2 separate regions of the Homo sapiens genome follow, and region 2 is linked to region 1. The links are chromatin loops, found by intact Hi-C in ENCODE. Cell type or tissue: Calu3. All regions are shown on one strand. Links, peaks and the distances in the headings refer to the core of each region. The heading gives the core; the rest is flanking DNA.

What was found. Hi-C counts contacts between places; a loop is a spot of excess contacts. Peaks named below come from ENCODE experiments on the same cell type or tissue, not always from the same donor. Only the 100,000 strongest peaks of a DNase experiment are listed, where the experiment ranks them.
Region 2: it touches region 1 in a loop (15-fold over the local background); 1 of 110 quality-filtered maps calls a loop at or near these places.

What each region holds. Positions count from the first base shown.
Region 1 is chr1:217,027,965-217,030,784 of GRCh38, forward strand. It overlaps a transcript of ESRRG not described here. Among named protein-coding and RNA genes, the nearest start is that of ESRRG, 310 kb to the left of the region's middle. In Calu3, for the core only: no CTCF peak of the experiment used is centred there; a DNase peak (open chromatin) is centred at 1,457.
Region 2 is chr1:217,310,266-217,313,085 of GRCh38, forward strand. No RefSeq gene overlaps it. Among named protein-coding and RNA genes, the nearest start is that of GPATCH2, 320 kb to the right of the region's middle. In Calu3, for the core only: no CTCF peak of the experiment used is centred there; no DNase peak of the experiment used is centred there.

The sequences.
Region 1 (2,820 bases), core at 279-2,778:
AGGGTTAGAAAAGAGAACAAACAACAATCAACTGAAATTCATTCCATTTTCTAGAAACTGTCACGAGAATCACAAAAACTCAAGTGGCGCACAGATTTGGCCTTGCATTTCCCTCTGGATCCCATGTCTAGAATTTCTATACACGCCCCCACCCCATCACCTCCACAGTGCATGTACATTCTCATTATAACCTACAAAGGGATATCGGTCTTACAGAATAGCATCTTACTTCAGCTTTATGGAAGAAATTAATTCAGCCTCTATCTCCATTACCTCTCCATGTATAGACCTGGAAGGACTTAAAACATGCAAGGAACAACTAGAGTAGGTGTTGCCAGAAGATGCTCCTGCTGAAAAGGCTCTACAGAAAATGGAAAGACTGAGAGAACCCACATTGGAGACAGCAACTCTCCTCATACCTACAAAGAATTGTGGCTGGTAAATACAGAAGTCCAATACTGCTTTGGAGGACAGACATGTCAAGATATTTGATGCCAAGTTCAGAGGGGCCTGAGCTTTTCCTGTTAGGTGAATTTGCAAAATTGCAGAGCCCCTAGTGAAAATAATTTCTCCCAGGAGAGGGGTGAGAGAAATTTCTGGGTTCAATTTTATGTCTTTGGGAATAGCACATTTTAGGAGTCCACCATCACTATTTCCTTCCAATTACACAAGTAGTTTTTCTGACAAAATAAAATTGGCAAAGAATATTTTCAAATTCCAGGAAGTTTTCACAAGATAGCAAAAAATACACAGGTAGTTCATAGGTTTGTGCATGGGTTATATGCCTAATTACATGGGCATCTGGCACCAACCCTAGCACAGAATTCATTGATGGCTCTGTCTAGCCTCTATCCTGCCTTGTACTTGCATTGAAAAAGCCTCTTCCCAATTGTTTTCTAGGCCCTACCTTGAAAAAATACTAAGTATTGCACCTTATGCCCCTGCTTTCTGAAATGCAAGCATTGCACCAAAAGCTATGTTAGCCATCTCTATGCTACAACACTGGACCCCTCTTTATCTTTAATTTATCTTTAATTCAAAAGTAATTGTGTACCATTACAGCTCAGAGTTTAAAATGAGCTCTCTGAAAAACTTAAAAAAAAAAAAGAAGAAATTAATTCTAACCCTTACCTTTGGCATCTTATAAGACTTTTGGCCATGACTTACCTGTATAAATAGAAAGAACTAATTTACTACAGAAATGCCCATGGGCGAACATGTACTAGCTAATGAAGTGTTCAGCTTTTGCATGATTAACCAGCTGGTGGGGGTAGTGTAAAAGCAGAGGGCATAAAATAATAAGAAAAATTGATTAGCAGTCGTTTTTTAAAGTAGTCCATGAAAAATTCCTTTTTTTATACTCACTAGCTCAGAAACCGACCGTAAGGGAAGAAAAACTTGAATGACTCACCAGGAAACTGAGCAGGCCCACGGCTGCTGTTTGTGTGTTCAAAATTCACTAAGTAGGGAGGCCCAGGTGAAGCAGGAAAAGACACTGAACTGCTTCCAAATGGACTGACTTACACAACAGGTCCTGCCAGTTGTCATAAAGTTAATTTTCTAATATGTTGCGAAACGCATTATATAAAGTTGAAAACTATGACTGGGCTCTGTGTCCATTCAATTTTCTCTCTGGAGCACTCTGCTAGACCACACTTGGCTTTAACTACCGCCAGACCAATTCATTAAGAAAAAGGGTATAGTCTTGAGCCAGAATATTTATACACTTGACTCAGAAACAATCTATTCTAGGGGATATTTTCCCAAGCTAAATGCACTACAGGCCTTTCCTATTCATAACATTCTTTAGCTGGTCTGCAACTCCCTTAAGTGAAAAGAAAAGGAGTCAGGTCCAAAAAATAAAAACGCAGCTGACCAAAAAGAAAGGAATGGCTAAGGAAAGGCGCGGGTTTGAGGTTACTTATAAAGCAATGAAACGCTCTTTCTTCCATTTGCTTTGATGACACAACTAATATTTACTCAGCTTAGCCCTCCCTTTAGCACAGGGACAGGCATTTCCCAGGCAGGGAAAAGAGAAAAACCGAAGCTGGGTATCCTCACTAGCACACTGTACTACAGCCCTAGATTCCACCTTCTACTGGGATGCTGACCATGTCAAAGAAAGAATAAGGTGGTGCGGAGGCAGTGCCTACACAGAGATTCTTTCTCTCCCTTTCCCTTTCTCTTTCTCTTTTTCTTTCTCTTTGTCTCTCTCTCTCATGGACATGACCATAAACCAAGTGATCAAACCACAAGCCTCCCTGTCCCTTCACTCTTCTCTGTGGCCATAGATAACAGCCCTCTTCCCAACCAGACCTTTCACAGATTTGCAGCAGACCATAAGTAGAACCAGACACTGAGCCACGCATGGGATAAACAGACCACCATTACCCGAAACTCAACCATTTTCCTATGACTCCCAGGTAGAAAATCATTAATCCCACTTTACCTTTTAGGTTTAACTATGAAAAACTTCACAGTGTGGTGGGAAGGCCACTGGCAGGTCTAGAAATCTGAGTTATAGTATGAGGTCTGCTGCTAGCCTAGCTGTGTGACCTTGAGCATACCGCTTAGCCTTTCTGATCCCCAGCTTCCTCATTTACAAAATAAAGTGTTAGACAAGATCTCTAAGCCTTCTCCCAGTTCTAAGGTCTTCATTGTTATTTTTTTCTTTGCTCACTGATATGTCAATAAACTAAAGGAGATGGGCTGAGCATTTGTCAAATTTTACATTATAAACATGTTCCAGGGTTGTGTTGTCCAATGTGGTGGCCACTGGCCACATGCAGTGACTATTGAGCACATGAAATGTGGCCAGTC
Region 2 (2,820 bases), core at 215-2,714, 280 kb after region 1:
TATAAAAGGCAAGGAGCTTGGTAACTGTGTATATGATACCTTTGAACATTTGTGGAAAACCATAAACAGCCTAAGAGCTTCTAAGTGTGCCCTGAGGGAGCATCTTCTCTCCTGCAGACGCAGGGCTGAAATAGCTGAAAATCAAACACAAGCCCTCATCATGCAATTGGCTGAAAAACAACAAAAGTTGAACTCTCAGTCTCGAAGGCTGTCCACTTAAAGTGAGGGCATTTGTTGGTAAAGAATGAGGTCCCATAAGTCAGAGTGTAATGGTGTGGGAAAATCCAGGTGAGGCTGGGACATCAAGCTCCTAAATTCTGACGAGCATTGTTTGCCAGTGCTCTCCATTCCTAGCAGCAGCGCATTCCCACCCACAGTGCGATCAGCCTTTCCACCTCTGATCCCACAGGGGATTAACTCTGCATTTGCCTGAGTAAATGGCAATGTCCTCCTCTGAGTCAGTTGTCAAGCAAGGCAATTGCTGATGCTCCTCAGGACTCAACTCTATCACCCCTCTTTGCTTCTAGATCTATAAAGAGACTCAAGTCCCAGCAGGCCCCTAAGAGTGAGGTACAAAGTGTGGCCCACCAGGAGGTGCGCTACACTACAAAGGAACTACTTGAGTTTTCTAACTTATATAAGCAGAAATCTGGGGAACATGTATGGGAATAGATATCAAGGGTGTGGGATAATGGTGGAAGGAACATAAAGTTGGATCAGGCCAAGTTTGTTGGTATGGGCCTACTAAGCTGAGATTATGCATTTAATGTTGCAGTTCAGGGAGTTAGGAAAGGTTCTAACACTTTGGTTGATTGACTCAAAAGATAGCCCACCATGAGTGAGTAGGAGCTGACCTAAACACCCTATCTCCCAGTTTACAATAGAGGAAGGGATGCAAAGGCTTAGGGAGACTGGAATCCTAGAGTGGATTTGTCACTTAAAACCTCCTCACCCACACATACCTTTCACCAATACTTTGATAAATAGATTTGCAAGGGGAGCCCCAACATCCCTGAAGAGTTCCGTGATTGCTCTTCTCTGAAGACAGGTCCTTGAAGTGAGAATTGCAGTCATTCAATTGAAAAAAAAAATGCAATGGTAATGATTGGATCCCAGGGTGGCAGGGGACAAGCGGCAGCATTCAATCATCCATAACAAGGTGGGTGTAGGTACCATAATGGACAGCAGAAGCAAAGCAACATTCAGAATAGTCTGACTCATGTAGATTCATATGCTGAATGAATGTGGTGCTGGCTAGTAAATCATGATGTTCCTAGGAGTGAAATAAAGAATAAACCTACTAAGTTCTTACTTGATCTGTATTGGCAGAAAACTTTCAGGTCAAGTGAACAAGAGTTGAATTTGAATGATTAAAAGAGGGAATCACAGCCCCTCAATCAGTTCCCAGACTTGAGCCAGTTTACAGATCCAGAACCCCTTGAATGAAGAGGAGGCTGGGTCCCCTCCAGGAAGAAACCTGGTACATTAGTGAGAATTTACCATTAATCTATCCCCCATTCTTCCCCAATGGGACTTCCTGCCTTTTACCAGGGTAACTGCATTGGAGGAAAGAAAATAATCAGACCTTTCAGGATTACTAGATCCTGGATCTCAACTAACAAGAGTCTTGGAACATCACTGCAGCCACCCAGTCAGTGTAAGTGCTTCTGGAGGTCCCGTAATCAATGTAGTTTTAGCTCAAGTCTGCCTCCCAGTGGGTACCCAAAACCCATCCAGTGGTCATCTCCCCAGTTCCAGATGCATAATTACAATAGACATACTCAGCAGCTTTTGTTCCTTAACTTGTGTACTGAGGGCTATTGTAGTGGTAAAGACCAAATACAAGCCATTAGAACAGTCTCTACTTAAGAAAATGGTAAACTAAAGCCAAAACCATATCCCTGGAGACAAATGCAGAGATTAGTGCCAACATGAAGGACTTGAAAAATACATGGGTGGTGATTCCCTCCACATCCTCATTCAACTCTCCTATTTGGCCTGTGCAGAAGACATGGATTCTGGAAAAGAACAGTGAATTATTAGCTTAACCAAGTGGTGACTCCAATCACAGCTGCTATACAAGATGTGGTTTCATTGCTTGAGCAAATTAACACATCTCCTGGTACTTGGTATGCAGTTATTGATTTGGCAAATGCCTTTTTCTCCCTTTCTGTCTATAAGGCAGCTTGCTTCAGTTGGCAAGGCCAGCAATACACCTTCACTGTCCTACATCCGGAATACATCAACTCCCCAGGCCTATGTCATAGTTTAGTTTCCAAGGATCTTGATCAATTTTCCCTTCCACAAGATATCACACTGGTCCATCACATTGATTACATTCTGCTAATGGACCTAGTGAGTAGTGAAGTAGTGACTACTGTGGACTTATTAGTAAGACATAAGACATTTGCATGTCAGAGCGTGGAAAATAAATACAACTAACATTTGGGGTTCTTCTGCCTCAGTGAAATTTCTAAGGGTCCAGTGGTGTGGGGCATGTTAAGATATCCCTTCTAAGGTGAAGAATAAATTGCTGCATCTGGTCTTTCCTGCAACCAAGAAAGAGGTACAATGCCTAGTAGGCTTATTTGGATTTTTGGAAGCAACACACTTCTCATTTGGGTGTGTTATTCCAGTGCATCTACTGAGTGACTGGAAAACCTGCTAGTTTTGAGTGGGGCCCAGAACAGGAGAAGGCTCTGCAACAGTGCCAAGCTGTTGTGCAAGCTGCTCTGCCATTTGGGTCATATAATTCAGAAGATCCAATGGTGCTTTAGATGTCAATGGCAGATAACGAAGCTGTTTGGCCACTTTGGCAGG